2 separate regions of the Homo sapiens genome follow, and region 1 is linked to region 2. The links are chromatin loops, found by intact Hi-C in ENCODE. Cell type or tissue: endothelial cell of umbilical vein. All regions are shown on one strand. Links, peaks and the distances in the headings refer to the core of each region. The heading gives the core; the rest is flanking DNA.

Region 1 (15,969 bases), core at 4,493-12,492, 480 kb after region 2:
ATGGATGAAGCTGGACGCCATCATTCTCAGCAAACTTACACAGGAGCAGAAAACCAAACACCGCATGTTCTCATTCATAAGTGGAAGTTGAACAATAAGAACATATGGGCACAGGGAGGGGAACATCACACACTGGGCCCTGTCGGGGGTTGAGGGGCAAGGGGAGGGATAATATTAGGAGAAATACCTAATGTAGATGATGGGTTGATGGGTGCAGCAAACCACCACAGCACATGTATACCTATGTAACAAACCTGCATGTTCTGCGCGTGTGTCCCAGAACTTAAAGTGTAATAAGAAAAATAAAAAAAATTGTGTCCATTGGGAAATGGTGTTCAAACCCCAAGACTCCTGGTAGACCTAGAAATGCTTACAGAGTTCTCTAACCTGTGGTTAAACTAGATCATGTATGTGAAAGTACTGTGAAATATGCCAACTGCTATACATCAAATGGTTACCTTATTTATATTTTATTTTTAGAAAATCATCAGAAAATCACCCTGCTGATGGTGTTCCATCTTTCTGTATTCCTGGATTACATTTCCCTTTGGGATTTTGTGTTCAATTAAATACAGGGTAAAATATCTATCTACCAAGGCAGGACATTCTTTGAGCTCTTAGAGAAGAAAGGACTTTTAGTAATAAAGAAAATTTAGAAAATATTAGAAAATAATTTAGAAAAACTGGATGATTTTAGCATTTAGTAATATGAAGTATCACATTGCAGATTTAAATGTCTGACCTCTAGTGGTTGCAACTTCTTTTTGCAACTGTGAACTCAAAATATTGTGATTGATAATGTTTAAGTTAATTGTCAGTTAAACTATTTAAGAAAAGGGATAAGTAATATTTATAAACGCCACTTACCATTTGTGTGCTTTCCATTCCTTCTAGTAGATCCAGATTTCTTGGTATCATTTTGCTCAGCTTGAAGAATTTCCTTTTGCATTTCTTACAAAGAGAGTTTCTAGTGACACATTTTCTCAGCTTTTACTTATTTTTGTTTCATCTAATTTTTAGAAGAATATTTTCTATTCAAGAAAATTCTAGGTTGACTTTTTCTTGTTGGCAGTTATTATAAGTTTTTTTCTTTTATTTTCTGGATTGCAATGTTTCTGATAAAAGTTGACTCTCTTGTCATTTTCCTCTGAATACAATGTATCTTTATTCCTATGGATTTCTTTTCCATCTCTGGTTTGGGCAGTTTGTCTGTGGTGTGCTGAGATATGGATCTCTTCATATTTATCTTGATTGGGACTTGTGGAGATTCTTGGAACTATTACATAAACTGATGTCATGAAAATTACAAATACATTTCCCTGGCTTCAAACCTTGGGGCTTTTGTACTCTGTAATTTCTCAGAGAAAAATAATAGTGATACTACAATGGCATTTACAGGCTTTTCAAGGCCCTGACAGGGTGTGTACAGGTCAAGGAATTTACAGAGATGTGACTTTTTCTTGTGAAATGGGTATTCATGTAAAAGCGGCTGGAGATTGTTTTTTAAGTTTCAGGTGATTTAAAACCAGAGCCAGTTGTGAAAGCAATTTGAGGGACTAAACTAAGAGTCGACTTTCAATTTGAATATCAACCACACTCAAAAAGACATAGGGACCCAGTTTTCTTTGTTTTGATCTAAATCGCCATGGGGAAAAAAAAAAGGAAAAGAACTTCATTCCCTGGTCTTACAAAAACCAAAACTAGAGCACTCACTTTAAGTCTGAGGGCTGGGAAAATTAACCATGACACCAAGTATACTAATTTAATTTGTCCATGTCCATGCCCTGATGTGGAACTCAAAAAGGCCATTGACAATCAGAAAAATCAAACAGCCTAAACTAGAGAAAATTTGATATGAAAAGATGGAGTAAATAATTAATTACATAGGAATTATCACTAATAAATTCTGTTGTGTACATGTCAGTGGCTCTTCCAACATCTATAATAACTACTGATAAGTAAAAGAGTCAACCTAGAATTTTTCTTGAATAGAAAAGATTCTTCTAAAAATTAGATGAAGCAAAAATAAATAAAAACTGAGAGAATGCATCATTAGTGACTAACGGAAATTCTTCAGACTCAGCAAAATGACAACAGGAAATCTGGACTTACTAGTAAGAGTGGAAAGCACAGAAATGGTAAATAGTAGGTTTTTTTGTTTTTTATTTTGTTTGTTTTTTGTTTTTTGAGATGGAGTCTTGCTCTGTCGCCCAGGCTGGAGTGCAGTGGTGCAATCTTGGCTCACTGCAACCTCTGCCTCCTGTGTTCAAGCAATTCCCCTGCCTCAGCCTCCTGAGTAGCTGGGACTATAGGCACGCGTCACAACACCTGGCTAATTTTTTTGTATTTTAGTAGAGACGGGGTTTCACCATGTTGGCCAGGATGGTCTTGATCTCCTGACCTCGTGATCTGCCCGCCTCAGCCTCCTAAAGTGCTGGGATTATAGGCATGTGGCACCGTGCTCGGCCTCTCCTGTGATTTATTTTCAAAATCCTTCCATTTTAAATTCTGGAACAACTATTTATTTACTTATTTCATGGTAAAAAGTATTAGTTTTAAATAATCACCTTCTACTTTGAAAATAATTATGAACAGTTTTCCATACCTGAAACCTTGGTTCTCTCCTGAGAAAACCACGTCTCCATGTAGCCCTGACTTGTGGTTGTGGTTTACTGTCCAGATTCCATGTATCTGGAGAGCAAGAGGGGAGGATGGAAGCTGAATCTTTTTATACTTTCAGTATGCCTTTCCCAAAGTGCTGGGATTACAGGTGAGAGCCACCACACCCATCTAATAGTAGGTGTTTATAAAATACTGCTTATTCCTTTTCTTAAACAGTTTCAAAGACAAACCACCATTAATCACAATATTTAGAATTGATGACTATAAGTAAAAGTAAAATTACAGACATCACAAATGATGTAGGATTAATGGATGTTTACTATTGATTAAACTTAATAATTGTAGGGACTTTATACTTACATAGGGAAGAAAATGTTTTTTACCATCATCCAGCTAATTTGGACTCTAATGTATTGTTATAGGAATTGTCTACATCACTGGTTGTCAAATCTAACTGCACATTAGGATGGTCGGAAAGAGCTTTTAAAAATACAGATAGCCATGCAAGGCCATCAATCAAGAAAAAAATCAGTACTTCCCCAGGAAACAAAAACCAGACAGGACTTGGAACCATTGGTTTAGGTAATCATGACAAAAAGTGTATCAGTTGGAGTTTGTTGTTTCTTTTCACTTATTTCTATTCATTTCTCCAAACAAATGCTTTCAGCTACTGTTTTTTTTTTAGCACGTAAAAATCTCCGGAGGAGATAAAATATTTAGAACTCAAGATAAAGACTGTGTTTTTAAAGGTTAATTCAAAATGAAGCAATTAGATTAGATTATTCTTAGGATCTTTTTTTTTTTCAATTCAAGCAGTGTTTTCTAATTTCACACAACTGAAACGTATGAAAGTGAGATGGACAATGTTTGGAGTTAGCCTATGGAATGGTGTTCCTCCAAGTCATCAAATCTACAGCATAGAAAGGGTAAAAGCCTGGGTTGAAAAATTCCTACTGAGTAGATTCTCAGAGACCAGCAGAGACACTCTTCTTCATCCTTCTAACATCTTCCAACTACTTGATGATGGCTGAAATTCCACTCTATGGAAGACATTATTTTAAAGAATTTCATCTGTTAAGGTACACCTTTCCTGAAAAGTAGTAGTAACTCTTTAATCTGTCATCAGCTGTTTATTTTTTAAGGTTAAAATGAGTTTATGGTCCTCCTGTCTGAGATCAGATTCTGCTAGAAAAAGCTACGGAAAACCCTGAGCAAACTTGTTTTAAAGTTTGTACCATGGGGTCTTTCCCTTAGCAAAGATTATTTTATCCTTAATTCTCTTCTTTCATTTTTCTCTATGATCTTTCTATCTGATCATTCTTTCACAGATACTTATACATTCCCATTAACGTTTAAAGGGAAGTTTGGATCTTAGCAAAAGTAAAAAGACTTAAAAAAATTAACAATTAAAGACATGAGGCCAAGAGAGAGACAGTGCTGTATATTTTAAAGAGGCTGTTACTTTGGCAATCAGACGGCTTGGGCTGAACCCTGAACTTTCCAGTCATCAGCTGTGAGATCATTGGGAAATAGCTTGACTTCCCCTTGCCTCAATTTCCTTAGCTGAATAATCAGCTAACAATATCTGTCCGTTCAATTCCTCAGACATGTTTTAAGACTTATTTATGAAGGAGGAGAGAGGTTTTAAGTAAATGTCCAAATGGAATAAATCTCATATCTTGTCAAAGTTGACAGAACTGAGTATCACTATAGAAATTACAAAATTTGTATTGATTTATGTCAAGTTAGGCCTTTAAAAGTCACTAAGCAATACCCACTTTTCAGTCTTTATAGGAATAATGATTGACCTCAAGAAACTGTTGTACGATAACACCAAAAATAACAGTGCTAACACCCAGAGTTATTTTTTGTTGAAGATGGAGTGGGCTGTGTGCAAAACTGTGTTTTAAACTACAAAGCGGAGAGAGGAAGGAAATATAAAGTTATAGGATTAAGACACCTCTGTGGGGAGAAAACCATGTAGAGGTACCTGCTCAAACTATTCAGAAAATGAACTCTGGGGAGATAATGGAACTTCTCTAAATTAAAATGAAAAAGGACATATCTAAAATATTACTCAAATGTATAAGGATGATATACAATAACTTTCCATATATCAAACTCTTGGCCTCAAATGATCCACCTGCCTTGGCCTCCTATAGTGCTGGGATTACAGGTGTGAGCCATTATACCTGGCCTTAAATTGAACTTTCAAAATCCCTTTTTAGTATTTTCTCTAGAAAGGTGCAAGATCTTTTGTTGTTATTTTTGTTTTTTGATTGTTTATGTTTGGCTGCCAGAAGACACAGAAAGTTGCTACCGACAAAAGTAAAGAGCATCTTACAGAGTTTCAGTTCTGCTGATATGTCCTGAAAAAGCAACTATGGCTTTGTACCCTTATTACCATGTACAAATGCACTGTCCAAAAAGGAGTTTTGGATTCTTTTGCATAGTGACTTCAAGGGTAAACCTTTACATAACTTCATTATGAGGTTGCGCGAAATTATAGCTTAGGGTTTCTGCTTATAGTCTTTGCACATCTTATCTATATGCTACTGGGGCTTATAGAGAGAAAAGTAATCCTATGACTATGTCAAGATCAGTGTTGCTATTCCTGTTGGGGATCATGTTACCATAGTAATATATTCCCTGAGGCTTAGAAAAGACTTATTTTGCTTAAGTGCTATTTTTATTTTATTCAAAATGAAGTAGAGATAAAATCATAAAAAGGTTTTTCTGTTGCCCTTAGATTTAATGCCGATTTCAAGCAGAAGGATAAAGAGTAATCAATGCATATCTGTTTAGCAACTTTCTTTTATCTATGTGCTGGCTTCTCAGGCCAGCGTTATGATGTGAATGATGAGGAGAATGGAAATTAGTTTCTGTGTTTATTTTATTTTCCCTTTTGATTTGTGGTTTTTCTGCAAAGGAGGAGGATCAACTCCACTCCTCAAAATTTGGAATGAATTTCAAGACTGATGATGCCAGGCATATGTAAAGAAAGTCTAGAGATTTACTACTCTCTTAATAACGCCTTCTCTAGAGAGCAGGATGGGCTCCCAGGAAGGTTCAAATGTGGCTTGACAGATCAGGAGGAGAGGGACTGACTTAGGCTTTTATAGGAGTTAAAGTCCTTGGTCTAGGTGAGGGGTCTTGCACAAGAGTGTGGGTTTGCTTGGTTTGAGCTTCCCACCAGTGCTGAAAAAGGGAGTGTGTGTGGGCTTTCCTAATGGCTTGTCTAGATGTGAGGTGAGAGAGGAAAAGGAGTGGGGCTTGAAAGCTGTTAGAGGTCAGATATCGAAAATAGACCACTCACCATTTTTTAATAACACCTTTATTATCGAAGCAGATTGTAAAGACATGAGTGAAATTTTTGTATACAAATATACATACAAATATGTACAGGTGTGTTTATGTATACATGTGAATTCAGATATCAATAAAATAAAATGACAACTTTTACTCGCTAGAGGTCCCATGCATCATTGGAATGGTTACTATGGAGCTGTCCTGGGATACTCTTCTATAGCAATAGTGAAGACAGGTGAGGAATAACCTAATTTTGAGCAGCACGTCCTCCTTTCCTACTCTTTTTCCTGCCCCTCCTTCCTTTTTCTTAGTGGAATTTGTGGATGGGAGGTAATGATATTCTTTAGTTCATGGAATATTATCAGTATAGAAAAGTTAAGCCTCCTCACTTGTTCTATTTCATTATTATTTTCTTTTTTCTATAAAACTCACTGCACAAGGCGTTTCTCTTCTTCCTATAGAAACTCAGTTGATTGTAAATACATGTGTGTGGTAGAAAAAAATGTATTTTTCTGTGTGCATATTATGAGTTTACACAAATAATATTTTGCTATAGATAATGCATATTTTACTCAATATTACACATTAAAATTTATCCATGTAGCTATATGCAGATTGTTTAATATGTCAGACTGCTGCATAACATCCAAATATATGCTTTCGGAACATTGTAGATATCCGATCCCTTAGTGATAGATGGCTAGAAATCTGTTCTGTATCCTGTGCTCTTTCTATAATGTCCTGAACTACCATTATGTCCCCAATCCTCCACTTAAAAGTAAACGCATTTTTTTCTCCAAGGATCGTGTGTGTGTGTGTGTGTGTGTGCATGCACTACATTCTAGCATCCTTCAACCTCTCTCTTGCTTATGTGGCATCTGTAAGTTGAGTTTAGGTAAGAGAGCCACTAGCCCAGGTTTGTTTATTATAGTTTTTTGTATCTCAACGCACTGTGAAACACTTAATTTCATTTCATTAACTACATTTTATTGATAAGGCAACTAAACTCTTGGTGAAAGTAAGTTACAGCAAATCCTATGTGATGAATTGTGAAGTAAAACTAAACTCTTAGGACCTCTTACAGTGCATTACCTTAGTCAAAATAAGTCTTTAACAACTGAATTGTGACAAATTCAGCTCAATTTTTTATTACAGTCACTAGTGCTTAGTAGCACCCTGAAGAAGTTCTACGAAGAGACTGAATACTATAAATTATTATTACAAATTCACTTTCAAACTCTCTGAACTTGACTTGGCATGAATGCCGTGCCTATTATACCACTACATAGTCTATACACATGGTTTAAATACAGCTAAAAGGTGTTGCCCTACCACAGGATGACATCATGTTCTGAAGAATGCCAATTAAATCTCATGTAGTATGATAGGCCTATAGAGGATTCTCTAAAATATAGCATTTAATCAGTAGTAGATGCCATTCAGTAGCACAATTCCTCAAGGCTGGTGCTGTGATATAACTTGTGATGCTGGCTTAGGAATCCAGAAGTTTAGATTCCTGTGTTGCTTTTATCTCTAACTTGCGATGCAGCCTTTTAAATATAGTTTTACTTCACTGAACCTCATTTGAAATTAGACTGCTAGAATAGATTATTTTAAAGATGCCCTCCAACTTGAAATTCTATGTTTATAACACACTGTTAATTTAAATAAAATAACAACTCTCAAATATTCCTCTGAATAAGGAATGTAAAAAATTGTTTATATCTTCATTCATGATGGTACAAGATGAAAGTACCAATGGTTATTTTTGGATAAATATTTTTATAAATGATTATGCCTTTTAGATGTATACCAATTAAAATATTATGACTGCATAATAATATATTAAGTAAGATAATCAATTATGATGACAGCATTTTTAGAGATGATAAATTCTAAAATTTATCACTATTACTTCTCTCTGGGTTAAAGAAACAATTTCTGATGCAGGGAACAAGTTTTATGATAACAGAAAACAAACAGAAAGTTACTAGCTAAGCAGTTTCACAGAAGTCTCCATATGGGAGGAACAAACAAGATTGATATTGACTTAGCATCTATTAGGTGAGATTCATTGAACTAGTTGTAAGAGTGAAAGTGGCCTGTCTCCACTGAAGCTGCAGTGGAAGAAGAATCATCTAATCATTTATACATTTCTGAGATTCCTTTCAATAGGGGCATTCTCAAATGTAAACCCTGGGTTCTCATGAACAATCATGGACAGAAGAGGGCAGAACTGAAAAACTCAAAGCATGAAATATGTAGAAGAAAAATGGCAAAGAGTTTGTTTTTAATAGCATACAGTATGTGATCTTCTTCTATAACATTCAAGCATTTGTTATTGAAACAAAGAATTTGTGTCTCCGCATAGTTCTACTGGCTCTGTGATGTTGGCAACTTTTTAACCATTGTGAAAATCAGTTTCATCATCTTTATGATGGGAATAATAACATATTATTTAGAAAGTATTAGAGTCAGTATTTGTAAAAAATCTACAGTACCTGAATAATATTTTGTAGCTTTTCTTATATTTAGTGTTAATGTCTGCTATAGGGAATTAATAAACAGGGAGAGTAGAAACTCTTAAGTGCATTAGAGTATGTTTATACTATCAGCTGAGTTTGTTGTTGATGTGGTTAGGCTTTGTATCCCCACTCAAATCTCATCATAAATTATAATCCTCATAATCCTTATAATCCCCATGTGTCAAAGGAGAGACCAGGTGGAAGTAATTGGACCATTGGGGGCATTTTCCCCCATGCTGTTCTCCTGATAGTGACTGAGTTCTCAGGAGATCTGATGGTTTTATAAAGTGCTGTTCCCCTTTTGCTCAGCACTTCTCCTACCTGCCACCTTGTAAAGAAGGTGCCTTGGTTCTGCTTTGTCTTCTGCCATGATTGTAAGTTTCCTGAGGTCTCCCAGCCATGCTGAACTGTCAGTCAATTAAACCTCTTCCCTTTATAAATTTCCTAGTCTCAGGCAGTTCTTTACAGTAGTGTGAAAATGGACTAATATAGTTGCCAACGTAGAAATTTCCCCCATTGGGAAAAAATACCTTAGATAGTTGCCTCTGGATTTGGAACCAGACTGTGGTTACTTCCTGCCTATGACATAGTCTCACACGCACCAGTGCACAAACTCACACATAGCTATGTTTTCAAAGGTCAAAATCAGTTTGAAGTTATCCTTCTGCCACTCTGTTCCTGATTGAAACTCATAATTCTTCCTCCTATACTCATGAGTAAAGGGCTTGGAACTTGCATTCCTCACATTTTTTCAAGTCTCCTGGTCTCTTCTGTAGAGCAATTCCTTCACAGATGTCATCTGCTTCTTAACAGAGGGTGAGAGGTTGGAAATAAATAGATTGCTGTTGCAATAGCTTATGCTAGAAGAGTTAAAACTGTGTCAATTGCCATTATTTTTCTACTTGAGTCAAGTCAAAAGAGCATTCTGATACGAGGAAAAAGCCAGCATTGCTCCTGAGAACTAGTGACCCACGTGGGTGAGAGGATAACAGCAGAGAGTAGTGTCCCTATTTGTTCTCTTTTTACCAGCCAATAGCCAATTCTGTTCAACAGCTAAAATCACCCATCCCAGGATGTTGCAAGATACAATATTCATCTTATTTTAGAGGCAGGCAAAGGACTGTGTATCAAAAATTTCATAGCAAATCTTAAAAATGTGGTACTTGGAAAAACAACATTTATGTTTGCTCTCAGCTAAACTGTATGCAACTAACCTTTGTAAAACATCACATTATGACAATAGAATCTGCTTTGACTCTATATTGCTGTAATTGCTTCTTTTTTCCCTGCACGCAAAGCTAATTTTGGCTTCCATAGTTTTTGACTTTTTACTTGATGCAATTATATACATCACTGACCCAATAATCAAATGATAGAAACCTTTATCAGAGTCTACAATGATTATTGTTGGTGGGGACATGAATCAATGGAATACAGCACAGATAAGAAAGACAGACAGACAGATGTGAAAAATTAGGGTAGGCACAGCTGGTTAAGACTGTTCTGCCTTTATCAGCTGAAAACACAAGATTCAAAAACATCTTTAATAAAAAATGCACATACTGTCACATCATATTCCAGTTTTATTTCGTAGATAACTACCTAAGCTAATTTCAGGATGGATTTCTTTAGACTTTTATGGTGTCTGTACACGTAGATGCTCTGTAAAGGCAGAAAGCAATAAAAGAAAAATCTTTTTTGTTTGTTTTTATAAACAAACAATGGTTCTCTGACAGGTTCTCTAATGTGAGAGGAAACAATTAATTATGATAGTAATTGTATGTTTAAGAGACAATAGCTTAGTATTTCTAATTTCCTCGTAATTTTATTTTTAGTATAATATAATAGGTAAGTGCAAACAATGTAACTCCAGCTAGCTGAAACATGAGGATCTGTAAAAAAGAAAGAACACCGTATCTCTCAATTTACCATGACTGAAAGAACCAGCCCAAATAGATTGTTCAGAAAGTCAGCTTGCATTATAAATGAAGCTCAGTGTATTCTGCCTTTCTTTTCTCTCTTACTGTCAAAGACTATGATATAACCAAAACAACATGAGCTTCAGAATTTAAAATATCCAAGTTCAAATGCCAGCTCCACTAGCTTTTAGCTGTGAGTCACTTGCAGAAATTACGTAAACTCTCTTTTAAGTGAAATGGGAATGAAGTTTATCAGATTGAATTCTTATGAAAATTATGCTGAGGTAAAGTGTTTATTCTAAGAGGAGTTAATTTTTCTTCTGTCTTCATCCTCCTACCCCCCATTACCTTTTGACTTTTATCTTCTTTTCCTCCTTCCTTTTGAAGTGAGATACTTAATGTTAAAATCTATCACATTCCACAAACATGTCATTTGACTTTGGGTATAATACTAACTTTTCTCAATCTTTTTTCTTCACTGAGAAAACTGTGAAACTGTAAACTATTAATAAACTTTATGAGTTACATTAAATAAAATATGTCTGAAAATCTCTCAAATGAATGTTCAAAAAAGTACTTCTTTGTTAAATTTTCTATGAAATTTATAATTTTAGGTAACCACTGAGTTTATAGACATTTTATTATTCCTATTTCTTTGACTTGATAGAGGAAATCAGAATGGCAGGTGAAATGGTAGTATGAGAAAAATTTCAAAAACTTTATTCAAAAATATTTGTTAGGTATACACTAAAACCCCAGGACTTTTATAGACACTGCAAATATAATCATAAACAAGATGGGTAAATCTCCTGCCCTTCTAGAGAATATTTCAGAGAGAGAGGCAGAAAATACACAGAGAAGCAACACATAAGTTTCTGGTTAAGAAAAATGTTAGATAGTCTGATGATTTTTAAATACTGTCATAAAAATTGAGAGCTGGAAATTACCTTTAACAACCTTGTAGGCCGGGCGCGGTGGCTCACGCCTGTAATCCCAGCACTTTGGGAGGCCGAGGCGGGCGGATCACGAGGTCAGGAGATCGAGACCATCCCGGCTAAAATGGTGAAACCCCGTCTCTACTAAAAATACAAAAAATTAGCCGGGCTTAGTGGCGGGCGCCTGTAGTCCCAGCTACTTGGGAGGCTGAGGCAGGAGAATGGCGTGAACCCGGGAGGCGGAGCTTGCAGTGAGCCGAGATCCCGCCACTGCACTCCAGCCTGGGTGACAGAGCGAGACTCCGTCTCAAAAAAAAAAAAAAAAAAAAAAAAAAAAAAAAAAAAACAACCTTGTATAAAAATTACAGTGGATTCCTTATCTTCTCCTGAATAAACTTTTGTCATACTTTAGCAAATCTCGATTTTTTCTTTCTTAGTTTTAAGCAATAATTCTCAAGCTACTGTTGATTTCACTTACTGTTTTTATTCAACAAATGAATAAATCTATCGCTACTTAGGACTCCTGGTTAGAATCATAATCTCTAATTAAAAACCCATCACATGCCATCTCACCTGGGTTAAGATTCCCTCGGAAACACAATCAAAATTGAGATTGATTTTTCCCAGACAGAAAAGTAATAAAAATAATGTTTCCACTTTCTCCCCAAGTGCACCAAGAATGTGACAAACCAAGTATTTTGGTAAACCTTGAAACACACCAGACTACTCTGTTTTATATCTTTGTTATATGGTTAATTACCCTTAATGTTATTTTTCCAGTCATCTATTTTTCCTGTGATTTCTTTCTTTCTTTTTTTTTTTTTTTCTGAGACGGAATCTCGCTCTGTCCCAGGCTAGAGTGCGATTGCGTGATCTTGGCTCACTTCAACCTCTGCTTCCCGAGTTCAAGCTATTCTCATGTCTTAGCCTCCCAGACAGCTGGGATTACAGGCACCCACCACCATGCCTGGCTAATTTTTATATTTTTAGTAGAGACAGGGTTTTACCATGGTTGGCCAGGCTGGTCCTGAACTCTTGACCTCATGATCTGCCCACCTCAGTCTCCCAAAGTGCTGGGATTATAGGCATGAGGCACCGTGCCGGCCCTCTCCTATGATTTCTTTTCAAAATCTTTCCATTTTAAATTCTGGAACAACTATTTATTTGCTTATTTCATGGTAAAAACTATTAGTTTTAAATAATCACCTTCTACTTTGAAAATAATTTTGAACAGTTTTCCATACCTGAAACCTTGGTTCTCTCCTGAGAAAACCACCTCCCCATGTAGCCCTGACTTGTGGTTGTGGTTTATTGTCCAGATTCCACGTATCTGGAGAGCAGGAAGATGGAAGCTGAATCTTTTTATATTTTCAATATGCCTTTCACCGTATTGCTCTTCTACCCTGTAAATCTAATGTTAACTTACTCTAATCTATGTTGTTCTTCTTTATTTCTGCTGTTCCCCAAGAAATTCTATCTTTATATTATTTGACCTCTTGAAGCTCTGTCAATGTAAGCTACTTTCTCTTGAGAGAGTTTTCTTTCTTGCATTTCAATATTTTCTACTATCTCACTGGCTACAGTTACCTAGATTGTTTGGTTATTTCCTTTCACATTGTTTATTCCTTGAACTACACATCCACCCAGGCTACAGACCTGAGTATTCTACTTGACTTCTCCATTTTTCTTAGCTAACCATCAGCTTGAGTTGGTCTTTCAAATCAAGCACTAGGATATACATAAGTTTAATTGGCACATGTAAACTTCAGAATTGTATATAAGCTTACTTGATATTATTTGTGATCCTCTTAATTTTGTGTGTGTTTAGTAACTACTTGAACTGACAGTCCTCTCCAAAGACTCATGTTGAAACTTAATCCCACGTGTGGCAGTATTTAGGGATGGGGCCCTTAAGAGGTGATTGGATCATGAGGACTTTGCCCTCATGAATGGGTTAATCCATTTATGAATCAATAGGTTAATGGGTTATCATGGGAATGAAACTGGTGGCTACATAAGAAGGGGGAGAGCAACCTGAGCTAGCACACACAGCCCTCTCACCATGTGATACCTTGCGCTGTCTCAGAATCCCCACCAGCAAAAAGGCTCTCGCCAGATGCAACCCCTTGACCTTGGACTTCTCAGCTTCCATAATTGTAAGAAATAAATTCATTTTACTTATAAATTACACAGTTTCAGGTATTCTACTATAAGTAGCATAAAATGGACTGAGATAATAAACTTTGGTAGGTCTGCAATATAATGTGTACAATGAGATTTGGCAATAATACTAATATCTGTGGCTCTTAGACTAGCAAACTTGCCTAGGGATGCACACATGTGTACTGGTTGAGAAATACCAGCTGGTTGCATGCCAGGAGGTCTCACAAGCTGGCCTCCCTTGATGAATGACCCTTAATTCAGGGTCTGGCTCTTTGCCTGCAGGCTCTGAAATCTAACTTTGTCAGCATCTGTAGTATGGCCTCATCTCTTACAGACTCAAGTTTGTTAAATGCAGGAGGCTGTTTTCTGCAGTCAGGATGACCACTTCTTATTTCCCTAGTTATTGCTAGCACACAAACCAGACTACATGTTCAACATCACCAGTGCATTTGTTCCATGAGTAAGGCTATAATCGGTACTTAGAATCAGAAAATTAGTTTTTAGTCATGGTATCAGTGGCATCCAGCTAATATATCTTCATTTATTTCCACAACTGCGTCAGCTACAACCATAGGACCTGAATGATTTAAGTCTATTGGCTAAGAATGCTTCCAAGGAAGTATTTGAGTGGACAATGCCATCGGCTTCTCTAACATTCCTTTCCCTTTTTCTAATGGCATTTTTACCAATTGTGGTTATCCCTCCATCCTGACAGACTTTCATTGTTTAGCTACATTGACACATTAGGCCAGATTGAGCCTGTGGCTCCTCCAGCTTCTTTAAGGTGACTTGCCATTTTATGTGATCCCAGTTGTATGAGAAGAAACTCATATATGACTTAATCCTAAAATCTTTGGCATTCCTTAGTGTTATCCTAATATAATGAAAAAAAATCATGCACACATAATTCTTTATACTTAACACAATAATTTTATTTCTTCATGTTTTAAATCATAATGATAACTGAGCTTCTTGGTCCAGAATAGTAAGTAGCTATTTTCCCATTATATAAATGAGCCAGTAGAGACATTAGGATAAAGATAGAAATTGAAGTTTTTGCTTCCAAGTCCAATAGTCAAAGCAAAAAATTCTGGCCAAAATATTTGGGCTTAGGGATGCCTTTGGCTAGTTTCACTCATTAAACATGATTACAGCCAAGTTCCTTCCCAATTTAGTGAGATTATACGTATTTGGAATATTTGTATCCATGATTAGCCTGACTTCTTCAAAAACATTTATTTATCTTTAAATTGCTGTTGATAGGGACAAGAAACAGCAAATGAGGCCGGGTGCAGTGGGTCACACCTGTGGCCCCAGCACTTTGGGAGGCCAAGGCTGGTGGATCACAAGGTCAGGAGATTGAGACCATCCTGGTCAACATAGTGAAATCCCCTCTCTACTAAAAATACAAAAATTAGCTGGGCATGGTGGTGCGTGCCTGTAGTCCCAGCTACTCAGGAGGCTGAGGCGGGAGAATTGCTTGAACCCGGGAGGCGGAGGTTACAGTGAGCTGAGATCACACCACTGTACTTCAGCCTGGTGACAGAGGGAGAGTCCATCTCAAAAAAGAAAAAAAAAAATGAGTAAGGCCTTGTCAGGAGCTCAATTCTTATCCTTTTTCCCCTAATGGTTGTGGATGTAGAGTTGTGCTCATTACCATCTTCCTACTCAATTTTTTTTTTCTCATCCATAGTGAAATCTTAATCTTCAAATATCATGAACCTAGTTTTTCCACACAGGCCAGCCCATCTTTGCCTTTTCCTCTCACGCTTTCAACTAATGTAACCAATTAGTCTGGCTATGGTCTAGTTTAAGGAAGTAATTTGAACACGAATCCTCCAAAGTGGCTACATTTGTTCTTTCTACTGTCACATATAAGAGTGATGAAGTGCATTGATTTTAAAAGCTGGTGAAATTTGGGGGCATAGTTCCATGTCAGTAAAAAAAAATCCATGACTAAGTAGATTAAAATTATGAATAAGAAAAATAGCAACACGTATTTAAATCTACTTCCTATGCCTCATTGCTCATTAATCAGTGAAATTATCAGTAGATATTTATAAGTGAGGTATCTTATATTGGTTACTTAATGTATAACAACCTAGAGCATATATATACAGAAAATCCAAAACAGTTTAAAAGTTTCTTCTCATCTGAGGTCAGGAGTTCGAGACCAGCCTGGCCAACATGGCGAAACCACATCTCTACTAAAAATACAAAAATTATCCAGGCATGGTGGTGGGTGCCTGTAATCCCAGCTACTCAGGAGGCTGAGGCAGGAGAATCGCTTGAACCCAGGGGCAGAGTTTACAGTGAGTTGAGATCGCACCACTTCACTCCCGCCTGGACGAAACAGCGAGAGTCTGTCTCACCCAAAAAAAAAAAAGAAAAAAAAGAACCCCTGGGAAGTTTGTGTATACATTATGCTGTGCTGAAATGGGTAATAAATCCATAAATGGAATATTACTTGGACATAAAGAGAAAGGAAATACTAAT
Region 2 (15,969 bases), core at 4,003-12,002:
TTTCAATTCTTTATTATTAAGAAGTGCTAGTCTGGGCACGGTGGCCCCTGCCTGTAATTCAGCATTTTGGGAGGCCGAGATGGGTGGATCACCTGAGGTCAAGGAGTTTGAGACCAGCCTGACCAACATGGTGAAGCCCCGTCTCTACTAAAAATACAAAAATTAGCCAGGCGTGGTGGTGTGCCCTGTAATCCCAGCTACTTGGGAGGCTGAGGCAGGAAAATCACTTGAACCCAGGAGGCGGAGGTTGCAGTGAGCCAAGATTGCGCCATTGCACTTCAGTCTGGGTGACAAGAGTGAAACTCCACCTCAAAAAAAAAAAAAAAAGAGGTGCTGCAATGCATTACTATGTATGTATATATACATACACACATATAATTTTGCACAGACATGAATATATTTTGGCTACCTCCTCAGAAATAGAAATTTTCAGCACATTCGAAGTTCCCCTTTCATCCAGCACTTCAGTGTTGACTCTGTTTCTTGTTTAGATTTCATATATAGTGATACATTCTTTGAAGAATACCTCGCAGGCTCTTGTTTTTAGAGACAGAATAAAGTTGCAGTAGAGACTGAGAGCAATATGTTTCCTTTTCTGTTTACAAAATTACCTGTGACCAACAAATGGGAAAAGCCATGGTCTTTAAAAGAAAAAATATGCAATTCCATTTCCACTATTTATTCTTGTTAGTTCACTGACTGAAACTGAAATGTGGTTTATTACAATGGATGAAAATTTGGAAAGAAACAATTAATTTGCATAATCAAGCAATCTGCATTATATTGCATAAAAGACAATAACAAAGTGAATTATGTACAAGGCTAGACTTCATGCTTTGACAAACAAAATGTAGCAGAATAGTTTCTTTAAGTGGAACTTCTGGACAAAATTTCCATATGAGATATAGGTAGCATGGATGAAATAGAGATGTTAAGACATTTTAGTTTTTTTGTTTTTTGTTTCGATCTTTCTGAAGGATGACTTACCATAGTTTGAGGGGGATGTAGGGAACTAATACATTAAAAAATAGATGTTGGCTATTATTATGATGAAAGGAAAGTGGTTTACTGTATGGAAAATATCATGAAAGTTTACGCAGATTTGGGAAAGAGAGTGATCGAGGCTCAGAGGTTGCCCTGAACAACACATGAAGAAAGGAAGGCAAGAGTAATGTGAGAACATCAACTCTAAAAACTGAAGTGTAGTCTGACGGCCATGAATTCTCATAAGTCCCTAGTCGTGTGAACTTTCCCTTATTTTCCTCAATAAATGTGTATTTGTATATATGTTTGTGTATGTTTGCTTTTTTCGTTCCCTCAGACAACTGAGAAATACTTTGTACTTCGCTATCCAGTATTTATATGTCTTACAGCACCTTTTCTCCTTGTATGTTAGTTTTTTCTTCAGTATCCTTAATTTTAAAGCTGTACTTCTCTTTTCTACTCAGTTGTCTTTCCTATCATTTAAAGCCATGAGATTGTTTGCTTTTCCTTCTCAGTGCATCCATCCCCCATACAAAGACTCTTTTATTTTCTTATTTATGGAAGTTTCTTGCCGTCACATTTTGGCATTCTTCCAGACAATAAGCAGTTATGTAGCATTGGCAAAAGTCCTGCATCTAGTTCTAAAGAGATGTAGCCCCACTGTGTATCTCAAATTTCCTCTTGACCTGACCTTTCTCTTTGCCCTGGCTTAACTTATCTGAGTTTGCTGGTGGTGCCAAGTTCCTTCTGCTTGTGAGCTGAATTAATGAAAAGGCATCAACATCAACTTCCCTTCCTGTAATACACACACACACACACACACACACACACACACACACACACCATCATCATCATCATCATTATCATCATCATCATAATCATATCGTTGGGGAAAGTTTTCATGTTGACTTTTTTGGGGGAGACGGTTATGAAGGTAGCATGAGGAAGGTGAGGGTAATAATAGAAATTCAGTAGATCTTGCAGGACAAATTGCCTGATTCAAATGGTGAGCTACTCTCATTATATTCAGAGTAGGCGACATAATGTATTCACTTCTTTCCTTTTCATGGGCAAGTTGTACTTGTGTAAACAGAGGGAGAATAGTACACATCTGTTCTGTTTCCAGTCCTATGATTCAGACTATTTTAAGTTGCCAAGAACCAGGAAAGTCTGGAGCCATTGTTTGCTGACATAGTCAATGGAGTTCAGTCGGGAAATAGGAGCAGCCAAATGTTCCCCAAAACGGAGGTGGTGTGGCTTCCACCAGCCCACCAATGTCAGCCAGCCTTACTTAAAACTTACTCAACTGCACAAAATTGCAGATGAAGTGAATAACCTAAGCTCATTTCTCTCATCATTACAATCTCCAAAACACTAAGTTTCTTTTAGCAACTCAGCACTGTATTAATTTCCTGCCAGGCAGAATACTTCTCTAGCCTTCTGTGGAGGTCTTTTTTTATTAGTCACCCATGGATTCCTTTTCCCATAGTGCTGCCTGGAATATTACCAACCTATGGTGAATTTAATTTTAACCATCATGTTACATTCTTTGCTTCCTCCTTTCCTTCCTTTTATTCAATACGTATTGAAGGTCTATTTGCTAAACACCATGGGAGGTACCAAGGATACAGTAGTGAAAATACAACACCAGGACGCTAGAGTCTAGGAGAGAAGAAATACTTTTAAAATGAGTGAATTATTACCATAATATGTCCTACAGAGGGGAAGTACAATATAATATAAGTATGTATACCAGGATGAACTAACCCACCTGTGGAAGTGACATTTAAAAGGAGACTTGGAGAGTGAGTAGAAATTACTGAGACAAAGGGTTTGAACGTAAGGGCAGAGCTCACGGGATCTTTGTCAGGCAGAGGGAATGGAATGTGCAAAGGTCCTAAGACCTAAAGGAACTAGGTGAATTTAAGAAATCTCCCAAAGGTGAATGAGGCCTGGACTCAGAGTGCATGGAGTGTCTGAGATGTTATGTTGAGGCCAGATGAACCAGAACCAGGACCTTGTAGTCAGGTTAACAGTTTAAAGTTTATCCTATTATAATAGGGTGAGTTTTAGGGTTTATCATGTTGCAGTAGGTTGCCTGTGAGATGAAATTAAAGAAAACAGACACAAGGCACACAGAGTTATTTATTTATTTATTTATTACAGGGTCTCACTCTGTCACCCAGACTGGGGTGCAGAGGCACAATCATGCTCACTGTAGCTTCGACCTCCTGGGCTCAAGTGATCCTCCTGCCTCAGCCCACTGAGTAGCTGGGACAATGGCTACTCTTGGGCTCAAGCCATCCTCCCACTGCGGCCTCCCAAAGTGCTGGGATTATAGGCGTGAGCCACTGTACCTGGCACAGACATTTAAAAGAGATAAACTGTTATTCTAATCTTGTCAGCAATTTTATTTGTAAAGTGAAACCATTACTTTATCTTCTTTGTTTCGGGAAGGTCTGTTTTTGTGTCTCAACAAGACAAATTGGAACCCACTCATCTAGGGTAAGTGTAACGGGAAACAATTTTGGTGGAGAATCACCTCATTCTTGCTCTCTGTAGAGGGCTATGCGGTGTCTCCTCAATAGCCACAGACCTGTGAAACTTAAAGACTAGAGAATGAGTTATCCCACTTTTGTAGGAGCTATGGGATCTTCTGGGAGGTAAAGAATTATAATCCCCCAAGGAGTTCAAAATTATTATTCTTTTTCTGATAGATGAGGGTAGATGAGGCCATCTCGTAGGAAAAAATGAAGTGCTTTCTTCCCCCTTCCTCTCCAAAGAGGCTATCAGTGATGTACAGTTAGGGTCTGGTTGTGAGAAAATGGAAGGCATTGTATGCATTCTGCATGTGGAGGGTTTCGATACAGGAAAACAGAGGCTTCATAACTGCTGGAAGAACTTCAGGAACAAAGGGCAAGAAAGCTGCACTGATGGATGTTTTCCTGCAGCTTTCCTTTTCTTCTGCCTTCTAGATCTCACGCAAATGCTTCTCATTAGCTGACCTGGAACCACAGAAGGAACTGGAGTCTGGAAATGTATTTCCTGGTTACTCTTATGTAATGCATGGGAGACCTCTGAAAAGGATGGCAGTGATGTCAAATTGACAATAGGACAATTCAGCACAGGTGATGACCCTGGTTTAACAGCAAAGCCTTGGCTGTTGTGAGGGGAAGAGGGTTCCCAGCGTAACAGACTGCTGTTCTGACAGTGTGGATATATCTTGAGGCATCTTGGCATTTGTCAGGTTGCTCCAGAAAAATGGAACGAATTAGATATGTAGATGCAGATATATTTATATACACACATGCAGATTTACTTAAGGAACTGGCTCATGTGATTATAGAGGGTTGGCAAGTCCAAAATCGGCAGGCGGAGTTGGCAGGCTGGAGACCCAGGGAAAAGCTGATGTTGCAGTTCAAGTCCGAGAGCTGTGTGCTGGCAGAATTCCCTCTTGCTAAAGGAGGTCAGTCTTTTGTTTTATTCAAGCCTTCAACAGATAGATGAGGCCCACTCACATTATGGAGGGCAATCTGCTTTACTCAAAGTCCACTGATTTAAATGCTAATCTCATCCAAAAACACCCTTACAGAAACATCCACGATAAAGTTTGACCAAATATTTGGGCACTGTGGCCTAGCCAATTTGCTTCATGTAATTAACCATCATACTTCTCCTTCCTTATTCATACCACTGCTAGATGGTGTTTTGAATTAAATTTTATATCAATATGCCTCAAGTGAAAAATTCATGGTCTTTTTATGTGTATATGGTTTAGTTCTGCCCTTTAAACCAAAGAATGTGATGATAATTATTTCTTTCCTTTCTCTTAGATTTTACGAGTAGAGACATCTCTTTAGGCCATATTTTCTTAATATTTCATCATTAATTTATTCATTTGTTCAGTCTTTCAACAAGTATTTATTGATGATTTAGGCACTGAGGATAACACAGTGATATGAATAAAAGATCAGGCCCAGGAAAAAGACCTTAAGCTAGAGAGCAACACAAGCGTTTTGCTGTAATTGTGAAAACAAATAAGGAAAATGCCAAGTGCAAAAGACATTAGATTTACAAGCCTTTAAGAGATGAGCCAAAATTTTAAAGAGGGATATTTTATGAGCAAATTCAATAAATGAAAATTTACAAGTTTTACAAATCACGATATCTGCAGGTATGTTCCTGAATAAAATTGAAGATGAGTTAGGACAGTTGTTTATTGAAACACTTTTTAATGTCAACTAATATGGTTTGTTTTGGAATCAAATGCCTTAGTAAAGAATACACACACCCTAACATATATTTAATGATTCTTTCACTGGGGCTCCAATTTCCTTTCTGATCTCAACACTATTGTCTTGCCAGCTGCTATACTTTTCAAGAAAGTAACTGGCATGGTTGATAGAGGATTACTACGTTGAGAGGTAGCTGAGATGGCAGTTACTAGCTTTATGACAGTGCACATTTCACAACATCATCACCAATGCTATGGGTGTTAATAAAATCAAACAAAACTGTGGTAGGTTGAATTCCAAGATGACTTCCAATGACCCTCACCTTCATCTAATCCTCTCCACGTTGAGTGTGGATGCAACTTGTGAATATAATGAGACATCCACTGCTGTGTTTATATTACATTCCATATAAAAACCTCCGGAAGGGAGGTTATATTGAGTGGGCCTGACCTAATCAGTTAAGCTCTGCAATAAAAGCCTTCTTTGGAGGATGCCAGAAGGGAAATCAGAGTTTTGAAGTAGCAGAGACATATCCTGGCTGGCCCTAAGGAGCATATCAGGAACATACCGTGTTAAGGGCTACTTGGCAGGGAACAGAAGGAGGTCTGTAAGAACTGGTTGACAACCACCAAGGAAACAGGGACCCAGTCACAAAACCTCCAGGAACTAAATTCTGCCAAGAATTAGAATGAGCTTGGAAGTAGATTGTTTTTCTCAGAGCCTCCAGATGAAAACTCAGCTCAACTGATACTTTGATTTCTGCCTGTGATACCCCGAGCAGAGAATCCAGCCACATGGTGCCAGACTTGTGACCAACAGAACTGTGGGCTAACAAATGGTGTTGTTTTAAGCTGCTAAGTTAGTGGGATTTGTTGTGCAGCAAAAGAAAACTAAGAGATAAACAAAAGCAAAACAACTTTTATCCTACTTCTCTTTCTTTGGGATGTGAAATTGTGCTGAGACTGGTCCTGGGGTACCCTCATCTTATTCAGCTTACACAGGGTAAAGGAAGGGCTCTGAGCTCAATGGCAAGGCCACATGGCTGACAGCAGAATCCCATGGTGCAAAGGCAATTTCTTTAGGAGAGGCCCACTGCAACCCTTGCAAAATCTAGGAACAGCCAAGAAGGGTATTTTCTCCATAATCTTTCTGAATGTGGTTGAGTATATTTGGGTTCCCTACTTTTTGTCATTTATATTTCTATGAACATGAGGTTTAGAATATTCAGCTAACTTATTAGTCAATCCAAGACTTGATATTATAGTACTTCCTGTTTGTCTGCTGTTTCACTTTGTGCAGATTCATTCATTACCCATGGTAATTCCAGAAATGGAAATTTCCAGAAATGGAAAATAAATGGAAAATTCCAGAAATGATCAATTCATAAGTTTTAAAATTGTGTGCCATTCTGGGTGGTGTGATGAAATTTCTTGCCATCATGTTCTGTTCCTTCCAGGGTAAGACTCCTGTCTTTATCCAGCACATTCATGCTGTAGACACCACCTGCCTGTGAGTCACTTAGTAGCAGTCTCAGTTATCAGATCGAAAAAGCATAGTATATTTAGGATTTTGTACTATCCTTGGTTTCAGAATCCACTGCAGGGAGTAGAATGTATCCCCTGCCGATAAGGGGAGACTATATACATCATGTTTTGACCCAAAGCAAATTCAAGTATGTGACTCAAATAATCACTTTGTAATGTTCAGTTCACAGTTGCTGAGTACTAATTCCATTTTCTTTTTCTTTTTTTTTTTTTTTTTTTGAGACAGGGTCTCACTTTGTTGCCTAGGCTGGATTGCTCAAGTGATCCTCCCACCTCAGCCTCTCAAGTAGCTGGGACTACAAGCGTATGCTAATTTTTGATTTCTTTTGTAGAGATGGGAGCTCACTGTCTTACCCAGGCTGGTCTTAAACTCCTGAGCTCAAGCAATTCTCCCACCTGGACCTCCCAGTGATGGGATTACAGATATGAGCCACTGTGCCTGGCTAATCCTATTTTTATTTTTATTTTTTGTGAAATATTTTGCTTTTTAATTGGTGGTACATAATTTTCAAAATCTTTTAATAAGTATACTATCGTAGTTTGAATAACCAGAATTATATTTATTTCAAGAAAGCTAGATCAAATAAAGAATCCAAATGTGTAAAGACTTCTTGAGAAAAATATAAAATGCAAATTTAGATTTGTACCTTATTCATTAATCGTGTAATTTAAAATGAAGTTGCTCTATTTTATTTTATTTTATTTTATTTTATTTTTTGAGACTGAGTCTTGCTCTGTTGCCAGGCTGGAGTGCAGTGGTGTGATCTCAGCTCGCTGCAACCTCCACCTCTCAGGTTCAAGTGATTCTCCTGCCCCAGCCTCTCAAGTAGCTGGGACTACAGGCACATGCCACCACGCCCAGCTAATTTCTGTATTTTTAGTAGAGATGGGATTTCACCATGTTGGCCAGGGTGGTCTCGATCTCTTGACCTCATGATCCGCCCACCTCGGCCTTCCAAAGTGTTGGGATTACAGGTGTGAGCTACTGCACCCGCCCTGCTCTCCTTTATTTTATCCTCTTGGGGGGATAAGGCCTTATGTCAAGGTTCATGGCTTGTCAAGTGGTGTATGGGCTGGATTCAACCTCCATTGATTCTCCTAGATGGGCCCTTTTGTGCAGAAAAGAACTGGTATGTAGCAGCACCAGTGGAGAGCCATTTGAGTAAATGTAAAACAAGCAGAGGATGAAGAGGAAGGCTTATGTTATGAAAGCTAAGGGCAATTCATACTTCCATGGAAAAGCAAGTCTACTCAAATTCTTTTCCAAGCCAAATGAAGTAGAATGATCATCAGGGTTTATAATAAGGTGTTGGAAATATGTACTTCAGAAGGAAATCAGAGTAAAATTGAAAGAGTAAAGATGGGTGGATGGGGTATATAGAGCAGGGGCAGGTGAACTTTTTGTTAAAGGGCCAGATAGTAAATATTTTAGGCTTTGTGGACCATATGGTCTCTGTTGAAACTATTAACCTCTGCTTGAAAGCAGCTGTAGAAAATATGTAAATGAATGGGTGTGGCTGTGTTCCAATAAAACTTTATTTACAAAAATGAGGTTGGGGTACAGGGGAGCATAGTTTGCAGTATAGATCACTGAGAAAAAAGGATTCTCTGAGGCATTTTGTTGGTGTGACTCTAATGCTGATGCAGAAAGAGCTCTAAATCTGAGTAACAAGTATTGGTAAATTATTCAACAGATACACTCCTTACAAGATGAAAAATAACATTGTTAACCAGTGTTCATTTATAGATCTACAAACATCAGGAATGGAAGTTTATTTGTCAGGCACATATTTCTCTGTTATATTCCCTGTAATATATACTCTGGAAGAAGAAAAAAAAGGGATGAATAGCCTATATTTCACATAAAATGTTACTCTTTAATCTTATCTTGCAGTGTCAAATTTAAACAATATATATAGATGTGTGTTATGATTCCTGGAGTCAAGGTGAATTGTATTCCTGTTCCTTCATAGCAACTAGCTATTATCAGGGCTGATGTTTCTTGGGGCTGGCCTCACTAATGGAACTCAGATGATTTACTCAGATAAGAAATTCTTTGGAGAAAACTCACTGTAAGCAAAATACTTGAAGAGATATGAGAAAGGGCAATAATTAGGCCATAAAAACAGACTTTATCTTTTCAATGGAAAAAAAACCCTCCAGGATCCCAGCAATTTACTCATTTCCTAAGTATCTGAATGTATTATTCCATAGCATAAGTAAAAAGGTATTTTGCTCTTTGAGAACAAATTGCCCTGAGTTATCAAACTTTCAAAGCTGGAAAAGAATCAGTCTTAGAAAAGATCCACGTTATTGTGTTTGTGTTTTAGTTTGTTCTCAAGATGAAGATAGACTGTTCCGCAAAGTCTTTACAAAGAATTATGTGAAATAGGTGGGCGCTGATAGTTTCTTGGGCAATTGGACATCTGAGCCTTAGCGTTTCATGCAGGGAGCAGAATTCCTTTGACCACATCAGCCCTCCCGCATTGTTTATTGCAGTCTGTAACCTCTCCTTACACCAAAGGGGAGACGTTTATGAAGGAGTTCACACAGCTGTTCTGATTTCTTAAGGCAACTAAAGGCCAGCTGGAATATTCACTGTAATACACTTTATTTTGCAAGATTTTTGCATTCTATTGAAAACTGGCAGTTAACAGACCTCAGAGAAAGAGTTTAGATTTTGATTGTCATTTACCACTGCTAGAAAGAAATTAAATTCTAATGGGGCCAGACCTTAATGAAAACACATTGATCTCCTCCATAGCACATTGATGAAAAGAAAGCTCAAAGATTTAAGAACTTTCTGAATTCTCTTGACTCTTTACTGCTAATTAGCACCATGACTGTTATTTAACAATGTATAAAGTATTTTGGTACCTGTTTTGACTTGTTTTTAATTATCTCTTTAATTTCCCATGGCACCTTTTAGTTCTGCACTTGTTGCTAACAAATATACAAAATGTGGACAATAGTGAATTTTTTATTTATAAAACAAAATTTTGTTTTTCTTAGGTTTGGAGTTCATTTCTGTGCAGTTAAAGATAGAAAGTAATTAGTAGCTTTCTTCTTCTAATGCCATTTTGAAATTTTATGAAAAAAGTATGCGATAGAAAATTGGTTTGGTAATGCAGTGGGTGAAATTCTGAATCCTACTCTCTTCGTGGAGCTAGATAGATTTTCCTACATTGGTTTTGGACATGGAGATGGTGTATTTCTATGAGGTTGGAGTCTAACAGTTACATCCATAATTTCCCTGTCTATGTGTTTTCTGGAACCAGCAACTTAGAAGACAGTGTACCATGAGAGAGCTAGTAGAGATGGAACTTATAAATATTCAATGACTTGGCTCTGCTTATCTTATTAGCTCTAATTTTGGCTTATTTTTATTTGAATATGATGAGAGAAAAGGGTGACTACAATGTGTCAGTGAGAGAGAGTTGTAATCTGATTGCTTACTTGAAAGACTTGGTTCTCAGTAGCATAGAGATTTGTTAGTGAAATAGTATGGTAGAGCATTAATTCAGGTCTGTGAGATTAATCTATTCCTTACTGAAGAATAAGGAAACTTAGCTAAACTAAAGCTTAGCTGCTCAACCTAAAGCTTAGCTGCTCCAAGTAAATCACTGATTAACATTAGATCTTGAGACTTAGGCCTATCTAGCACAAGATACTATAAATACAAGTTATTGTTATTTACTTTATAGTACAAATATTCAGTGTATCATGAATTCATATTGGTTAAGAGTTGAGAAGTCTTTCTTTTAAGATTTCTTCAGCCTATATGCTACTACAGAATGTTTTCTTTTCTTATTTTTTTCTTTTTTTCTTTTTTTGGTTCAGCAAAGGTGAATTCCTTTAGGCCCTGTGACTAACTTCTCTAGATCCAGAGATTATCTAATGAGTTCCTTAGAAAACGTTGGGACAAAATTAGTTAAAGACTTACTGAGTGACTAATGTAATCGTATCTCTAGGGAAATAAGCTGGCTCTTAATTTACTGGTTGTTTGCAAAAAGTTCTGGCAATGAACAGAAACTAGGATAAACAGCTATTATTAAGAAAAAAATTCATCAGGCACCTTGGATGTCCATATAAGACATAGAGAGGCCAGCTTTAAATGTTTCTTTTTTTTTTTTTTTTTCCAAAAGACATGACATTGCATCCTTGGCCATCGGTTGATAAAGTTCACCATTCGTATGCATGAAAATCTGATTTATAAAGTTTAAGATGTAGTCTGGACCTTTGTCCTGTAAAAGCTTTTAATGGTTTCTTTATGGAAGAGTAACTGAGAAAAGAAATCTCAGAATGTTTATTTATACCATGAGTTGTGGAAACATATATAACCAGGAAGGATATTATTGGAGGAAAAAAAACATAACATCAGCAGATTCATCTGTTTCAAATTTTGATGCATCAGGATAAATTTAATCTTTGCTCCAGAAGCATTTTAAATAGTCTTAGGATATTTTTTCCATCAGACATTTTTATATTTGTGCTGAGATAATGCTTCAAATGTTTCAACACAACAGAGAAATGCTGTGGAAAAAATGAACTGCGTCTTACTCTATTTCTAAACTCTAAATGATTTTAACTAATAGCCTTGACCAGAATTTTGTTTTCTTAAAATTTATCCCTTGCACTCATGTTGATTATTTGATACAATATTTCCCAGTATCATGAATATATGTGTTCTGTGTGTGTGTGTGTGCATCTGTGACTTAAGTGTGTGAATCAGGTCTTTTGCACCTTATGAGGTTTTTTGGTTTGTTTTTGAGATAGGCTCTCTGTCACCCAGAGCTGGAGTGCAGTGGCACAATCATAGCTCACTGAAGCCTCAGACTCTTGGCCTCAAGTGATCCTCCTGCTTTGACCACCCAACATAGGATTACAGGCATGAGCCACCACATCTGGCCTGTGAGTTTAATTTGGAACACAATTCCCATGTCTATCTTCAAGGCCTAGAATAATGGACATTGTGAATGTACCCATAGTTTACCTCAAGTGCTGGGACAGATTTGAAGTAGGTGAAGTTTATCTTCATTGAACCTTGTCTCTCTTGGAAGAAGTTTTGTCACATAGAAGTTCTGCCTCTGGCTTGGGAAGGCACGTGGGGCCACACAGAAGAGGACTGTCCTGGGACATTTGTATTTTGGAGAGTGGTTTCTGAATCCACTTTTATCTTTCTGTACTTCTCTCTGCTATTCTGAATTTCTCAATCTGTCTCTGTCTTTCTCTCCCTCCCTCTTATTGTGTGTATTTATTTTTTAGAGCATGTGACTTTTAATGCAAATACATACACAGAAAGAATATAAAATTCTCCCTTCATTCCTCCTCACCCTCCAATTCCTATTCCCCTCCCAGCACCACTGTTTACATTTTAGTGTGTGTCTTTTTAGTCCTTAACACATACATTAAATAAAGTACTTTGACTTCCAATTTCACTATTTTTCTCATTTCATAAATATTGTACTGTCTTATCTTCCCCCCAAAATTACCACTTTTAATATAAATATATTAATTTAATAACTGGAGGAGATACAGACCTTGGTATACAGAAGCATATTTTGAGTTTCAAATGTCTTCACTTGCTAGACTACTCATGTAAAGCTTTCGCTACATTTCGTGTTCTAGGGAACATGTGAAACACTTATAGTCGATTGAATGGTGTCCCCCTAGAAGGTATATCTATGTTCTAATTTCCGGAATCTGTCAGTGGCATCTTTTATGGAAAAAGAATCTTTGTAGATGGAACTGAGTTAAAGGTCTTGAGATGAGGAAATCACCCTGGGCTACCTGGGTGGGCCGTAAATCCAATGACAAGTATCTCTGTAAGATAGTCACTCAGAGAAGAATGCAAGGTGAAGACAGGCAGAGAATGGAGTGGTGTGGCCACAAGCCAAAAAAATCAGAGAATACTGGTGGCCCCTAGGGGATGGAAGAGGCAAGGAAGAATTTTCCCCTGGAGCCTCCAGAGGGAGTATGGCTCAGCTGACCTTTTGATTTTGAACTTCTGGCCTCCAGAACTGTGAGAGAATAAATTTATTGCTTTAAGCCACCTAGTTCATGGTATTTTGTAACAGCAGCTACAGGAAACTAATACAAACACCAAAAAAGCCAAAACACTATATTTCCACTATTTAGAAATAGAATAAAATAAAACAAAATTTGATTTAAAAAATTAATTCATAAAATTCACTCTTAAATAAGCACTACATAAGTTTTCTTCTTATAAAAAAAGTCCCAAGAATTGTAAGTCTACCAAGCTTCTATTTAAATGTCATATAATTACTTGACTAAAGCAGTAAAATGAAAAGATATGTTTCTGGATTACTAAGAAGGATTTATTAAATAGTAACAAGAAAATGCTGAATTAAACTTATCTAGGCCTTAAAGATAAACATTTGGAACTGAATTCCAATAAAACTCATAAAATGGGAGCAATTTATTATTAATAATAATATTTATATTTATACAATGTACATTTATAAAACACCACCTTAAGAATGACAATTCTGTCAAGTTTCTATTTGAGTCATTGCGTATTTACTTAACTAACAGCAGTAAGACAAAAAGAACAAAATCGAAATTACTTTAGAAGAGATACAAAAGAACATCTTCCTGTGGTCCTGGATTTCAGAAGGCTGGGTCAGTTTTGGAGATGACTCATTACTATTTTCAGTGTTGGGACAGAAGATGGGGGATGAAAATTACTTGGTGGAGAGGATTCTTGGGAAGGTCCATACTGGCTTCCCAGGGGAGGAAGAGAGACAGAAGATCTTCTTCTTAGCAGTTATCCCCTGGCATCCTCTGCGGCATCTGACCTCTGAATGGAGAATGAAATGGAGGTCCTGAGTCTGGGCCAGCTGTGTTTTGTTCAGGTGGGAGCATTGAATCAAGCATGTGTAAATGACCTAGATTATCTGTGATGCCATTTTTATTGGATTCCATTTCAGAAGATGAACAAACTTTGTGATATCAAAGGAAAGCTTAATAAAACTTACAAGTTCTGCTGGTCCTGAGACTGGCAGTACATGCAGCACCAGGGCAAGCTCTGTATTGCATTTGTAGGGGAATTGCTGGATCAAGATACAGTTGGCTGGATGGAGGAATTCTTTTCCTGTGATTCTGCTCCTATGAGGGTGGTGTCCTTGGATCATTGAGCCATCTCTGTTGTATTAGTTTGCTAGGACTGCCATAACAAAGTACCACAAACTACGTGGCTTCAACAACAGAAATTTATTTTCTTACAGTTCTGGAGGCTACAAGTCCAAGGTCAGGGTGACAGCAGGTTTGGTTTCCCCTGAGGCCTCTCTCCTCAGCTTGTAGATGGCCACTGTCTTGCTGTGTCCTCACGTGGTCTCTCTTCTGCATGCATGCATCCTGATGTCTCTCTGTTGCAATTTCTTCTTGTAAAGAAGAGATTGGATTAGGGATCACTCTAATGGCCTCCTTTTAACTTAATCCCCTCTTTAAGTTAAAGGCCCTGTCTCCAAATTTCGCCACATTCTGAAGTACTGGGGATTAGGGCTTCAACATACGGATTTTAGGGAAATAGAATTCAGGCTATAACACCAGCCTAATGCTCCATTTAATACTCCCTCTTCTTGAGAGATTTGGTAATCCAGAGAATTCCCTAGATTTAGATTCATAGAGAGATGATTATTCATTTCTGTTCAGCACTGAGGCTCAAGATAAACAATTTTCTTCTTGCTCTCAGAGATGGCAAGTGTAGTAGATGCTGTAGTGCCTGCCCAGATTCCTTAGGCCCTTTCACTTCTGTGTTTTCTGGTTGACTTCAACTACCGGTATTGGATGAGGGCTCTCCACACTGAAGAAGACTTTTTTCTTTTTTTTTTTTTAAGATGAATATTTCTTTCTTTTTTTTTTTGTAATACTTTAAGTTCTAGGGTACATGTGCACAATGTGCAGGTTTGTTACATATGTATACATGTGCCATGTTGGTGCGCTGCACCCATTAACTCGTCATTTACATTAGGTATACCTCCTAATGCTATCCCTCCCTCCTTCCCCCACCCCACGACAGGCCCTGGTGTGTGATGTTCCTCACCCTGTGTCCAAGTGTTCTCATTGTTCAAGTCTCACCTCTGAGTGAGAACATGCAGTGTTTGGTTTTTTGTCCTTGCGATAGTTTGCTGAGAATGATGGTTTCCAGCTTCATCCATGTCCCTACAAAAGACATGAACTCATCATTTTTTATGGATGCATAGTATTCCATGGTGTATATGTGCCACATTTTCTTAATCCAGTCTATCATTGATGGACATTTGGGTTGGTTCCAAGTCTTTGCTATTGTGAATAGTGCAGCAATGAACATACGTGTGCATGTGTCTTTATAGCAGCATGATTTATAATCCTTTTGTTTTATACCCAGTAATGGGATGGCTGGGTCAAATGGTATTAGTTCTAGATCCTTGAGGAATCGCTACACTGTCTTCCACAATAGTTGAACTAGTTTACCGTTCCACCAACAGTGCAAAAGTGTTCCTATTTCTCCACATCCTCTCCAGCACCTGTTGTTTCCTGACTTTTTAATGATCGCCATTCTAACTGGTGTGAGATGGTATCTCATTGTGGTTTTGATTTGCATTTCTCTGATGGCCAGTGATGATGAGCATTTTTTCATGTGTCTGTTGGCTGCATAAATGTCTGAAGAAGACTTTTTTCCTTGTGAGTATGGCAGGTTGGCCACGCTGGGGATTAATGACTCTTGGGAGTGTCTTTCAACCAATGACTGAGAGAAATTGGTGTCTAACTATCCCAGTTTCTTTGGCTTTCAGACAAGATGATTCTGAGTCATATACTTTATATCATTTCCCAGATATTCTCCAAGGGATTAAGCTCCAGTTATCCAACATGCTATTTTGTTTGATAATGTACCCTTCATTGACTATCTTCCCTTTTCTGCCTCAGATTCTCCCTCCTCTCCATTGTTTATTGTACCTCCCAAATAAATATTTTTCATTTGAATTATTTTCTCTGGGTCTGCTTGTTTTAGGGAGGAGGATAATCTAAACTAAGGCAATTAATATTAGAAGTTGTTCTAGGAAGCAGATCTTCAAGGTGGATTCTAGAATAGAAGCACTTGACATTCAGATTGCAACAAAGACCCATTGTTAGCACTAAGAGGGGTGGTGATCGGCTCTGGCGTATTGTAGCATTATAATCATTGAGACTCTTATTGTGGTGAA

Evidence for each region. A loop is a pair of places that touch in the nucleus more often than their neighbours do. Peaks named below come from ENCODE experiments on the same cell type or tissue, not always from the same donor. Only the 100,000 strongest peaks of a DNase experiment are listed, where the experiment ranks them.
Region 1: it touches region 2 in a loop (7-fold over the local background); 1 of 110 quality-filtered maps calls a loop at or near these places.

The regions. Positions count from the first base shown.
Region 1 is chr13:37,608,209-37,624,177 of GRCh38, forward strand. No RefSeq gene overlaps it. Among named protein-coding and RNA genes, the nearest start is that of POSTN, 17 kb to the left of the region's middle. In endothelial cell of umbilical vein, for the core only: no CTCF peak of the experiment used is centred there; a DNase peak (open chromatin) is centred at 9,143; H3K27ac peaks cover 1,109 bases.
Region 2 is chr13:37,125,686-37,141,654 of GRCh38, forward strand. No RefSeq gene overlaps it. Among named protein-coding and RNA genes, the nearest start is that of CSNK1A1L, 28 kb to the left of the region's middle. In endothelial cell of umbilical vein, for the core only: no CTCF peak of the experiment used is centred there; a DNase peak (open chromatin) is centred at 8,976; H3K27ac peaks cover 2,948 bases.